Linked DNA regions of Homo sapiens: region 1 is linked to region 2. A link is an interaction called in ENCODE POLR2A ChIA-PET data of the cell type or tissue named here. Cell type or tissue: K562. All regions are shown on one strand. Each heading gives the region's core, and the rest is flanking DNA. Links, peaks and the distances in the headings are about the cores only. Region 1 has its middle 31 kb from the start of ZRANB1. Region 2 overlaps FAM53B (family with sequence similarity 53 member B).

The links. ChIA-PET counts read pairs that join two places held together with the same protein. Peaks named below come from ENCODE experiments on the same cell type or tissue, not always from the same donor. Only the 100,000 strongest peaks of a DNase experiment are listed, where the experiment ranks them.
Region 1: POLR2A ChIA-PET joins it to region 2 with 9 read pairs; 4 of 35 experiments call an interaction of 5 or more read pairs at or near these places.

The regions. Positions count from the first base shown.
Region 1 is chr10:124,907,839-124,914,509 of GRCh38, reverse strand. No RefSeq gene overlaps it. Among named protein-coding and RNA genes, the nearest start is that of ZRANB1, 31 kb to the left of the region's middle. In K562, for the core only: a CTCF peak has its summit at 3,191; no DNase peak of the experiment used is centred there.
Region 2 is chr10:124,720,719-124,727,389 of GRCh38, reverse strand. All of the region lies in intron 1 of FAM53B (family with sequence similarity 53 member B), which reads left to right. Among named protein-coding and RNA genes, the nearest start is that of FAM53B-AS1, 20 kb to the right of the region's middle. RefSeq lists enhancers at 2,266-3,232, 3,502-3,591, 3,642-3,731. In K562, for the core only: no CTCF peak of the experiment used is centred there; a DNase peak (open chromatin) is centred at 3,849.

The DNA of each region.
Region 1 (6,671 bases), core at 2,534-5,033, 190 kb before region 2:
GTGCCTTTAACCCCAGCTACGTGGGAGGCTGAGGCACGAGAATCATTTGAACCCAGGAGGCAGAGGTTGCAGTGAGCCGAGACCGTGTCATTGCACTCCAGCCTAGGCAACAGAGTGAGACTCTGTCTAAAAAAACAAACAAACAAACAAATAAAAAAATAGAAAGAGAGAGAGAGAGACAGATGTCCTATCGAAACAATCCCTAAGAGGGGGGCCTGGGCATGGATATGTTTTGTTTGATTTATTTTTTATTTTTATTTATTTATTTTTTTTTTTTTTTTTGAGACAGAGTCTCACTCCGTCACCCAGGCTGGAGTGCAGTAGCACGAACCTGGCTCACTGCAAGCTCTACCTCCCGGGTTCACGCCATTCTCCTGCCTCAGCCTCCTGAGTAGCTGGGACTACAGGCGCCCGCCACCATGCCCGGCTAATTTTTTTTTGTATTTTTTAGTAGAGACGGGGTTTCACCATATTAGCCAGGATGGTCTTGATCTCCTGACCTCATGATCCACCTGCCTTGGCCTCCCAAAGTGCTGGGATTACAGGCATGAGCCACCGCGCCCGGCCTGTGGATGTGTTTTAAACCCACTCCCCAGGTACCTGAAACGTGCAGCCAGTATTGAGAACTACCGACAAAACAGTCCTCAAACCCCAAAAGATTGCAGATATGGAAATTAATGCCTAAAGATGTTAAGTGACTTAACAAGAGCTAGACCAATTAACTCTGCAATTCGAACAGGAACACATAACTCTTTATTTCTTTTATTTTTTTATTTTTGTGAAAACAAGATCTCACTCTGTTACCCAGGCTGGAGTGCAGTGGTGCAATCATAGCACACTGCAGCCTCAAACTCCTGGGCTCAAGTGATCCTCCCACCTTGGCTTTCCCAGTAGCTAGGACTACAGGCATGCACCACCATACCTGGCTAATTTTTAAATTTTTAGTAGAGACAAAGTCTTTGTTGCCCAGGCTTATCTTGAACTGCTGGATTCAAACGATCCTCCTGCCTCTGCCTCCCAAAATGCTAGGATTACAGGCACATACCACCATGCCCAGCAGAACACAGAACTCTTGATTCCATGGTCAAATGTTCCACTATATTTGAATTAAAAAGATATCATCAATAAATACAGCAGAGGGCATTGTCACAGTTACAGAACGGTGGCTGTTTGGCACACCTACCGAATTGACATTCTACTTATGTTTATCTGGACTCTGAGAAATATTTCATTTGGAAAAAGTATCCACTGTCTTTTTGGGGTTTTTAATTTCCTTTTCTTAGAAACCTTATATTAGGCTGGGTGCAGTGGCTCATGCCTCTAATCCTAGTACTTTGGGAGGCCAAGGCAGGAGAATTGCTTGAGCCTGCGAGGTCCAGGCTGCAGTGAGCCATGATGGCACTACTGCACTACACCCTGGACAACAGAGCAGGACCCTATCTCAAAAAAAAAAAAAACCTTTGTAGTAAAGGGTAGAGACAGTATAGTTTTGTTGATAGTTTGTTCTGGCTTTCATTTCAGTTTTTCCCAAACTAACTGTAGAGTTCATAAATCCATATTGCATTTTTGTGAAAGTTTTGCATGCAAAATTGTGGATCTGTAGTTCCATTAACAGTAGAAAGCCATAAAGAGGTTTTGAGCAGGAAGGTGCCAGTATTGGAGCTGCCCACCTTTACCTGGAATGTCTGTGAGACAAATGAGGGCAGAAGTAGAAACAGGGGCAGAGAAGAGACAAGGACCTAAAACCAAAGTAGCTGTGGGAATGGAAAGGAGGGCCAAGAGTGAAATGGGAGACAGTGCAATGTTCAGAATTTGCCAGTGACTAACTCTGAGGCAGAAGAAAGAATCAAAAGTCAGAGAGTGGGCCAGGAGCAGTGGCTCATGCCTGTAATTCTAGCACTTGGGAAGGCCAAGGTGGAAGATCGCTTGAGGCCAGGAATTCAAGACCAAACTGGGCAACATAATGAGACCCCATTGCTACAAAAAATAATTTTTAACCTGCCAGGCTCAGTGGCTCACACCTGTTGTCCTGGCTACTCAGGAGACTGAGGAGGGAGAATTGCTTGAGCCCAGGAGTTCAAGGCTGCAGTGAGCTATAATCATGCCACTGCACTCCAGCTTGGGCAAGAGAGCAAGATCCTGTCACCAAAAAAAAAAAAAAAAAAAAAGTCCGTGAACTCTGAGTGACGGCAGTATGTGCAACAGTGGGACACGCAAGAGAGGAACTGGGTCAGAGGAGATGTGGACCCTTGAATCAGGAGATCCTGGACTCAGGAGGAAGGGAATGGCTGGTGGGGGAAATGCTGGTCTGAAATGTGTAGGGCAATCCTGGAGATCAACATCAGGGAGCTCTCTATGTAGAATTTAGTATGGAAGCCACAGGAGTGGGGAAGAAAGAACTACCGAAGGAAAAAAAAAGAGGAGTGGTCAGAAAGGTAGGAGATGAAGCTGGTAGTACGGTGTTCTGGAAGCCGAGGGTACAGTGAGCCTGAAGCACATGGTAATAAAAATTGTCAGATGCTACAGATTTCGAGCATTAGAACGGAGGAAAGGCCACTGGATCTGACAAACAAGAGACTCAGTGACCTTCTAGAGAACAGTTCTCAGTAGGATGGTAGGGAGAGAAGCCAAGTTTCAAAAGCTGAAGCCATGTGATTATAAACCACAAGTCCAAGACGTCTGGCAGTGAAAGGAAAGCAGGAGATATAAGACTAGATTAGGGCAGTAACAAAAATAAGGGAAAGGTTTTGTTTTCTTTTAGGTATTTATTTTAAAGAATGGGCATCTCTGAGCACTTTTATAAATGGAGGAGAGATGTAGAGGGGGTAAAAGGACTGAAATCCAGAAGGGAGGTAAAATTCAGAGCACAGTGATTTGTGTTGGCAAGCAAGAAAGCCCTATCTTCCTCAGAAACGAGGAGAGGAAGCTGTGAAAAACAGCTCTAGGGAGGTTTTGGTGGGTGAGACAGAGGTGATGGAGTGGAGTTCAAACCCTTTCTCCTCCTTGGTGAATCAAGCACAGAGTCTCCTGCTGAGGGTTGCTCTGGAAACTGGAGGAGATTCGGGACAATAGTTAGAGGGAAGCAAATCAAGAAGAATGAAAAAAGAAGAGCGACAAGAAACTGCTTTCTCCAAAAAGTCTTGGCAGTCCATAATCAGGCCTAGGACGGAAAGATCAGGCTGAGGCTGTGGAGCCCCCCGCAGAGGTGGACATATGCAGCTAAGGGAAATCGAAGGCGCTCTGCTAAAGGAAATGGTAACGGATCCAGCTTACTCAGGGTCTTTGAGGGATCTGTGCTTTTAAGTAGAAAGTGTTATAAAATGGGTGTTCCCCTCAAAAGAAATGTTAGAAATGTTCAGTTGTTACAAGAACATGTTCTCAGACGCGTTGCAGAAAATGTCATTTGTATAAACTGCAACGTATCTTCCATTCTCTGTGTATGATCAACATGATTCCCAAGTGGAAAAAACATCTTAACAGTAGAAAATGCAATGTAACAGGCTAGGTGCGGTGGCTCACTCCTGTAATCCCAGCATTTTGGGAGGCCCGGGTAGGTGGATCACCTGAGGTTAGGAGTTCGAGACCAGCCTGGTCTACATGGCAAAACCCCATGTCTACTAAAAATACAAAAAATTAGCCAGTCGTGGTGGTGGGTGCCTGTAATCCCAGCTACTCGGGTGACCGAGGCAAGAGAATTGCTTGAACCCGGGAGGCAGACGTTGCAGTGAGCCAAGATCACGCCATTGCACTCCAGCCTGGGCGACAGAGCAAGACTCTGTCTCAAAAAAAAAAAAAAAGGAAGAAAGAAAGGGAGGGAGGGAGGGAGGAAGGAAGGAAGGAAAGAAAGGAAATAAACGTATTTAATAATGTTGCCTAATCTGTATGCATGCAGTACAGGACACAGTTTTGTGGAACATAGTACCATCCTGTGACCTTCCTCTATGTCCACCACAAATCTGCCTGAAAAAAAAAATCTCTCCTGAGAGGACCAGATATGCTTGTGAAGCATCAGAGAAAATACAGCTTGTTTGACATTTCAAAATCCTGGTCTGTGCTAGGACTGGTCTCATCTTGATGGGTATAAATTTGTGCTTATAGGAACACAGTCACTCTATATCCAGACTAAGAAATTTTTGTAGATTTTTCAACTAAGTATCCCTGTAAGCTAGACTTACGGAATTAGGAAAAAAAAATGTTGAAGTTGTATTGAGTCTCTTTTTTTTTTTTTTTTTTTTTTTTTGAGACAGGGTCTCACTCTGTCGTCAAGGCTGTAGTGCAGTGTTGTGATCATAGCTCACCGCAGCCTCAACCTCCCAGGCTCAGCCTCCTGGGTAGCTGGGACTATAGACACGCACCACCACACCTGGCCAATTTTTTTATTTTTTATAGAGTCAGGGTTTCGCCATGTTATCCAGGCTGGTCTCAAACTCCTGGGCTCAAGTGATCCTCCAGTCTCCCAAAGTGTTGGGATTATAGGCGTGAGCCACTAAACCCAGCCAGTACTATGTCTTTTTTTTTTTTTTTTTTTTTTTGAGACGGAGTTTCGCTCTTGTTGCCCAGGCTGGAGTGCAATGGCACAATCTCGGCTCACTGCAACCTCCGCCTCCCGGGTTCAAGCGATTCTCCTCCCTCAGCCTCCCGAGTAGCTGGGATCACAGGCTGGTATTACAGGTGTGAGCCACCGCGCCTGGCTGTTGTATCTTTTTAAGAAGTTTGGAAACATCAAGTATCTGAAACAACTTCGCTTGTGATCTTATCTGGGGAAGTTTTGTAAGAGGCAAAGCTGTGAGCAGAGAGAGCATGAACTTTGGAGTCAAACAGCCCTGAGTTGAAATCCTGCTGTCCTCTCTGAGTGCCAGTGTCCTCAGTGTCCTCATCTGAAAAATTCTGGGTGATATTTCCCTGGCAGTTACTGAGGGTCCAAAGAGACAAGAGCTGAAAGGCCTGGCAATACTCTTAAGTGTTTGATAAATGTTGGTTTCCTCGCTCTGCATTTCATTTAATCCAGGTAACATTTACTGAGGAATGACCCCATATCAGGTACTGTGCTGAGAACAGCAATTCAGAGACAGGTAAGGCTGTATCTACAACAGGGGCCAACAGTCCAGTGGAGGACAATCCCTAACTTAGGGTCTCCATGCCCTGGAGGGGCCCATGAACTTGGATGGAAAGAAAATACATCTTTATTTCTTCTAACTTTTAACTGAAATGCAGTATTTATAACAATTGTCAGTGTAGTCAACATACTATGGTAGTATTAATACATCTATGGCCCTGACACCAGTAGAAATCATAGATTTTTTTAGATCATATTACATTATTGAGTAGGTTACTAAAGAAGTACTTCAGGCCAGGCATGGTGGTTCACGCCTGTAATCCCAGTACTTTGGGAGGCTGAGACAGGAGGATCACTTGAGGTCAGGAGTTCAAGACCAGCCTGGCCAGCATGGTGAAACCCCATCTCTACTGAAAATACAAAAATTAGCCGGGTGTGCTGGCGCATGCCTGTGATCTCAGCTACTCAGAAGGCTGAGGCAAGAGAATCGTTTGAATCCAGGAGGTGGAGGTTGCAGTGAGTCAAGATCACGCCACTGCACTCTGGCCTGGGCAACAGAGCGAGACTCCGTCTCAGAAAAAAAAAGTACTTCAATTGGACTGAGCGTGGTCACTCACGCCTGTACTCCTAGCACTTTGGAAGGCAGAGGCAGGTGGATCACATGAGGTCAGGAATTCGAGACCAGCCTGGCCAACATGGTGAAACCCAGTCTCTACTAAAAAGTCAAAAAAAATTAGCTGGATGTAGTGGTGTGCACCTGTAGTCCTAGCTACATGGGAGGCTGAGGCAGGAGAATCACTTGAACCTGGGAGGTGGAGGCTGCAGTGAGCTGAGATCACGCCACTGCACTCCAGCCTGGGCGACAGAGTGAGACTTTGTCTCAAAAAAAAAAAATGTCTGGGTACAGTGGCTCATGCCTGTAATCCCAGCACTTTGGGAGGCCTAGGCGGGCAGATCACCTGAGGTCGGGAGCTCAAGACCAGCCTGGCCAACATGGTGAAACCCCGTCTCTACTAAAAATACAAAAATTAGCCGGGTGTGGTGGTGCATGCCTGTGATCTCAGCTACTTGGGAGGCTGAGGCAGGAGAATTGTTTGAACCCGGAAGGTGGAGGTTGCAGTGAGTCGAGATCACACCACTGTACTCCAGCCTGGGCAACAGAGCAAGATTCCGTCTCAAAAAAAAGAAAAAAAAAAGTGAGTAAGAAGTACTTCAATTAATATTACAGATTTTTAAAAACATTTTAATAACTATATTTCAATTTAATTGGCTTCCTTGTAATCTCATTTCTGTCATGCATTTAAAAATTATTCTGAACTGGCTGTGACAGAGAAAAGGTGAAGAAACCCTAGTCAAGTTAGTGGAAAATTGAATTTTATGAATGTTTCAGGACAGAGAGGCAAATTCCATATCAAATAATCAAATGAGTAATGTCCCAGCATAGGACACAGAGGAGACAAGCCATGCAGTTCCCTTGGAAAACAGAGATGGGCAGTGACTGTGTTTTGCAGGTGAATATGATTTGCCGAGCAAGGAGGAAGGAGAAAGGCAGACTGGAGACAGTGGGAAAAATGAGTGACTCACTGAGGGGCAAGACATGTCTCAATGAGAACAC
Region 2 (6,671 bases), core at 2,754-5,253:
CCCTGTGATACTGGGTGACCTGGGGATTCATTTTGTACCCCCGCACCCCCCCCCCCCCCACAATCACTCAGGTGCTTCACCTAGTGTAATCTTCTTATCTACAAGTGCCTTCCTGAGGCTGAGGCAGGCAGATCGCTTGAGCCCAGGAGTTTGAGACCAGCCTAGTCAACGTAGAGAAAACCCATCTCTACTAAAAATACAAAAATTAGCCGGGTGTTATGGCATGCACCTGTGGTCCCAGCAACTGGGAGGCTGAGACGGGAGGATCGCTTGAGCCTGGGAGGCGGACGTTGCAGTGAGCCAAGATCGTGCCACTGCACTCCAGCCTGGGTGACAGAGTGAGACCCTGTCTCCAAATATAAATAAGTAACTAAATAAATAAAAAGTGCCTTCTGGATTTTAATAGATATTGCAAGGGAATTTTTACAAATAAAGATGTAATTTTTAAATTCTCATGACAGGCAGCCTAGCTGCTGTGTACCAAGTAGATAACTTCTGGTGTTAGACGGAAATTTCTTAGGGTAGATGAAACATGTATCTCAGCTCTTTCTTTTGACAGAGACTCAATACAGCAAGTAGAAGTAAAGCAAAGATTTGCCAGATGGTAATTAGTATTTTTCAAAGAATTGAGGTGTTCTCTTCGTATTTCTTCAAATATCTAATAGCAATCCCTCCTATCATTTATCTTTTTCACTCAACCCTGTTTTTATCTCTTCGTATGGCAGCTGTTCTGTGACTTTTTGTTTCCTTCTGATTCTCACACGTATTTCACCGCATAGTCAACCTTTGGGATTCTTAGTGTCATTCCAAATGGTTTGCTGAATTTGAGAAATGTAGCTTGTCAATCCATTGCCTGAAAGCCCTTCCCATGCCTTTCCTTTGCAGCAGAAACATGGCATCCTCATCTGCCTCTTTCTCACCTACTGGTCAGGGCATTGTGCACCTGGGTGGTTGGTTCAGCCTCTGATTCTGCTAGGCCAAGGCTCTGACGATGCCACTGTTCTCCTTCAGTGCATTCTAGGGACTGTTGGAGCTCCTGAAGGCCAAGGATCATCTTGACCTAGATTTAGATTTCCAGGGCCTGGCCAGAGGACATGCTGGGGGTGGGTAGTAGGCCACCCATCCAATTCTGACCTCATGGCTTTTGCAAGAAACTCAACTTTTATGGATCCTGATTTTCTCATGTGCAAAATTGTCCTCCCAGTTACTAGGGTTCTAGGTACCAAATCCACTAAAAATGTGTTTTTCAAACTTTAGGAACCACCGGACTCAACCTGGAGGGCTTACTAGACACAGCTGCTGGGTCCCACCCTCATGCAGTTTGTCTGGGGTCGGGGACTGAAACTTTGCCTTCCTAATGAGTTCTCAGGCAATTCTCTACTGATCCGGGTCCACGCTTGGAGAACCAGTGCACATTGCTGAAGCAGGTGCCAGGTACCCCAGTGTTCCCCCCAGCAAGGATGTGGGTTGGCCTGTGTGGGTCTTGGCTGCCTGGCATATGAGGCTCGTCTTTCCTTTCATTTTCCCACTGCATCTTATTTTCTGGGAAACTTGAGACTAGATTCCCGGAGATGTTTTGTTTTCCGTTCAGCCATCTTCATGGAAGCTGTCCTCACACTCTCACCGTGATAGTTGGAGACACATTTATTTCCTACCTTTAGGTAATTCTATCACTAACACACACCATCCACTGTCCATCTCGGTTTCCACCCTCCACCTGGAACCCAGATACTAACGGAGGCAGCCTTGGCGATTTTGAGTTTTGAGCTTTTGGTTTCCCAGATAGGTTGATTTTACCCGTTCTCACCAAAGACAGGCCGCATTTGGGTCGAGCTGACAGAGCTGTCATGGACACAGCAGGTTACCCTGTACTCGGGAATGCTTCATGAAGCTTCCCACTCACTGCCGTCAGTCCAAGGCTGGGCGCCCTTTGTTTCAGGTGCCCTGAAATCAGTGTCTCCGTGCAGTGGTGGGAAATAGAGTGCTTAACCATGTCCAGAATCAACTGCTGTACCCTTTCTTTCCCTTCCCTGATGACACCTGAGCCCAGCCGGGGCTGCTGGAGGTGAGAGACCCTGGGACCCATCTGGGGAAGCAGGTGCAGAGCCAGGAAATGGTGCGTTGAAGTCCATACAGTCAGCCATGCTCACATCTAAGTGCTTAGTGGTGGTTTCCTCTCATTTGGGGGTTTTAGTTGTCCAGAGTGAACCTGAAATCACTGCTGGGTCTTGTGTCTTTAGCTCCAGATGTAGTCACTGGGAGGTGACGGGCAGGCTTTGGCTTTGCCTGGCCTTGAAGTTTTCCTCACAGTTTTGTTTTGTCAAGGAGTGTTCCCCCTTCTACTCTCGCTCCTCAGAAACAAGGGGACACTAACTCAGTCATGGCTTTGAATGGAGCGTTTCTGTGTGGTTTTCTCCTTGTCCCAGTACTCTGCCTTCTGCAGCTCCCAGCCCCCAGCAGCTGGGCACATTGGCCCTTGTGCTTTCATATCCACGAAAACACGTGGGAAGCGCGTGCCCAGCACATGCCTTGATCACATATTTGTAACTCGGGAGTCTGAGATGATCGTGACATTCTCGTATGGGGCTGTGTGTGGCCACTCCCATTCCCCAAGGGAGAACACAATTACTGTATTGTCTGTGGGCATTCTGGGCGAGCTGCTTGGGTCACGGCTGGGGCTGTTGGTATATTGGGGGATGGAAATAACCGTTTTGCAGCTTCCTACCTTTATGCTGCCATTTACAAAAGAGGGAGGTTTGGGACGACCTCTTAGAATCCCCTGGGTCACCTGGCTTTGTTCAGCTGAGTAAACCACCAGCCTGTGCCCCCCTACCCCGCCCCCATAGCTCAGCTTGTTTGCCTGCTATTCAGGCAGGACAGCTCTGGGAGGGCAGACCTCTGAGAGGTGGAGAGAAGCAGAGTGATGGGAGGCAGAGAGCAGGGTGGCGGCTTGTGGCTGTCCGGTGCGCAGAGCTCCCCCTGCCTGGGCCTTGTGAGGGCGCTGGCGCTGGCACTGGCCGATGTTGTGGCAGCTGACCTGTCTGGGCATCCTGAGGCTCCTTCCACCAAAAGCTGGGAAGGGGCCCTCCACTCCCAGCCCCGTCCCCCTAGCTTGCTGGAGTGTCAGACATGTCATTTAGCAGCATCCTAATAGAATACCCTCACCCCATCTCTGGCATTGAACTCCTGCCCAACACTCATGCCGCTTCCTCTAGGAAATCTCCCCAGATCTTTACCTCCCTACTTGGAATTCCAGGCTCACTTCTCTGCCCTTGTGGATTTATTATCGTATGACACACTATGCCTTGTGGGAAACCTAATTGAACACTTGCTGTTTGCGTGAACTTAGTTATGTATCACCTGCCTTCTTCCCTCAGTCCCTAGCACAGCCAGCCTAGTGCGTGTTGGACTTGGGACGAGACTGATACCGGGAGGAAATAATGCCCAGAGAGAAGCACAACACAGGGAGTACATGAGATTTGCCGGTTCAACTACAGTCACCTAGAAATACTTTTTGTTTCTGAGTAAAAGTCTGTTCTAAGGAGCGCAGCGTCACATGTGTATATAATCTTCCCATTGACCCATTTTGCTCTCTGTGGAGGCTCCCAGGACCTTGGCCCTCCCTGTCCCACTGGGGTTCCTGCAGAGGCCTGGGCTGTCCAGGCTCTGCCTGGCCCAGGGCCGGCCCTGCAAGTGCTGCCCGCCTCACATCAGGCCCTGACTGCAGCAAGACTCTTCCTCCTAAAAGCAGAACACAGAAAACAAAGCTGTTAGGGCAGGGCCCTGGGCTCTCAGTTTTCCCATGATTGGGTGTGAGAGGGCTGCTGGCCACCCTCCCGCCCACAGAAACTCTGATGAGTGTTTTCAGGTTCCTGAGGAGGTGTGAGTATGATCAGATACAGGGGTTTTTGTGCTGGTCACTGTGTTTTTCTGTTATGCTCTGCTACTGTGGAACCCAGAAAACTTTTGAGCCCAGCCCCTCCGTGAATCAGGAGGTGCTGTGCTTTGAATTAGTGTTAACAACATTTTGATAGCTATCGGAAACCCCCTGCAAGCAAGACAGATTTCAGTATCTCTGGCACCAAGAATGTTGAGACTTGACTTAACGTGGTGATTGTGTTCTTTGTTTCAGCAGACATTTCCTGAGCAGCTCTTTGTGCCAGGTTCTGGGGACTCAGGGGACTGAGGCTGGGCTCATGCCCTCCAGAAGCACACAGTCTGTAGGGGTGGCAGCTTGCTGGTTCATTTCATGGCCCTGTGATTCAAGCTCTGCATTCTGCACAGAGGCAGAGGGCGTGACCTGACTCAGTGTGGAGTGTGGAGGTCTTCCTGGAGGTGGTGACACCTGAGCTGAGTCTAAAAGATGAGGTTAGAGAGTCTGGAGGCTGAGAGGGCAGCAGGGAGCAGGGGAAGTGGGTGGCAAGTTCTAGCCTGAGAGACCAGCATGAGCAGAGGTCTGGAGGCAGGAAACTGCATGTGGTATTTGGAGAACTCCAGAATGTTTTAAGAATAGGCAGTACATGCATGTGTACAAACTCAGCAGTGAAAAGCAGTTTCCTCATCCCTGTCCCCAGCTACACGTCTCCCTCCTTCCTGGGGGGAGCTCCTGTTGTCATTTTCTTGTTTGTCCTCCCAGAGATATTCCATATGCATGTGCAAGAATATGCAGATATATACACACACAAATGTGTGTATAAAAATACAGTATTTTTTATATTTTTGATTTTAGAAAGTATTACCTATTTCTTGTGAAAGTCAATATCTCGTTTGGTTCAAAATTGAAAACATACAAAAAGCCATTTCTTGAAGAGTCTTCTCTCATCTCTGTTCCCGGCTACCCATTTCCGCTCCCTGAAGACAGGTTTTATGTTAAGTTTCCTTTGTATCCTTCCAGGACTTCTGTATTATTGGCACAATTATTTATTTAGTTTCACCCAAATGGGAGCTTAATATACCCACTGTTCTGATCTTTGCTTTTCTACTTAGCACTATACCTGAAGATGGTTTCCTCTTTGGATGTGTTGGGCTCCCAAAGCCTTCTTTTTTTTAATTTTTAAAATTAAAATTTAAATTGACACATAATTGTACTTATTTATGGGGTACATAGTGATGTTGCAACACATATAATGTATGATGATCGGCTCAGGGTGATTAGCATTTCCAACATCTCAAACGTTTATCATTTCTTTGTGTCAGGAGTGTTCAATATCTTTCTTCTAACTATTTGAAACTACATAATATTGTTAACTCTAGTCATCCTACAGTGCTATAGAACACTAGAACGTACTCCTTCTATCTGGCTGTAATTTTGTATCCTTTAACAAATCTCTTCCTGTTCCCCGCCTTCCCCCTACCCTTCCCAGCCTCTAGTCTCCTCTGTTCTGCTTTTTACTTCTATGAGATCAAAATTTTTTAAGCTTCCACATATTCTCGTAGCCTCTTAGAAAGCTGCGTTTCGTCCTTTGCATGGTGTTGCAGTGTGTATTTATCCTGTCCTTCCTGTTAGGCGGTTAGGCCACTTCCCATCTTGGCTGTGCCTAACGATACGATATGTACTATTTTGCTCATGAGTAGGACAGTCTGCAGGGCAGGCTGATTTGGCACTCACACACGTGTTCACAGGGAGAGTGAGTAAGGAGGATAGAACCGCACGAGGACACAGGCAGGTTATGTTTTACGCTCATCTCTCTAGAGGTTGACTTGTTCCCCCTTGTGAAAGGCAAGTGACTTTAAGTTGGATTCTGCTGAGTCTTGAGGAAGCTGTCTTACTCCTTTACTGTCTCCCATAAGTAAGCTCTGCAAAAGGAGACCTGGCCCAGTGTGGTCTCTGGAAGCAAGGTTCGCCCAGGGGTGTGGTTGGCGTCGCTTGGGGAGACTCCCTTACAGACTGTGACCTTCAGGCCATACCCTGCAGGACAAGGTCAGCTAGAACTGAAGCCTGCAGTGCGGCTCTGCCAGCCTTGTTTGCTGGGGCCTTGTGGATGTGGATGCCACCTCCGGCACTTGCTAGACTTGGGCCTCGTGAACATCACAGTTCTAGTCAGTAGTTTGTTGATTTATTAATAATTGAAGCGAGTAAGAGTCTGTCCAGGCAGGGGACCTGCCAGGATGTGGGAGGGAGAGACTGCAGGGTGACTTTGCACCCATCCCATGAAGGTTGTGATGCAGATTTCTGAACTTTATTTTTTGAGATGGATTCTTACTCTGTCCCCCAGGCTGGACTGCAGCGGCATGATCCAGACTCACTGCAACCTCCGCTTCTCGGACTCAAGCGATCTTCCCACCCCAACCTCCCGAGTAGCTGGGTCCACAGGCATGCACCACCATGCCCAGCTAATTTTTTTGTATTTTTGGTAGAGATGGGATTTTGCCATGTTTCCCAGGCTGGTTTTGAACTCCTGAGCTCAAGCCATCCGCCCGTCTTGGCCTCCCAAAGTGCTGGGATGACAGGTGTGAGCCACCGCACCCGGCCCAGATTTCTGAACTTTAGCGGTCCCAGTTATTTTATCATGCTATTTTTATCAAGATATTTTAATAATACCCTCTGCCTTTTAGTGCATTTTAATTTAGTTTTTATTTCACTCATCCATCAGTTGTTAATAGTTTTCACTTCCATGGGAGGGGACTGTGGCTTATGTATGTTCATGTCTTCAGCCCCTACCATCATCCCA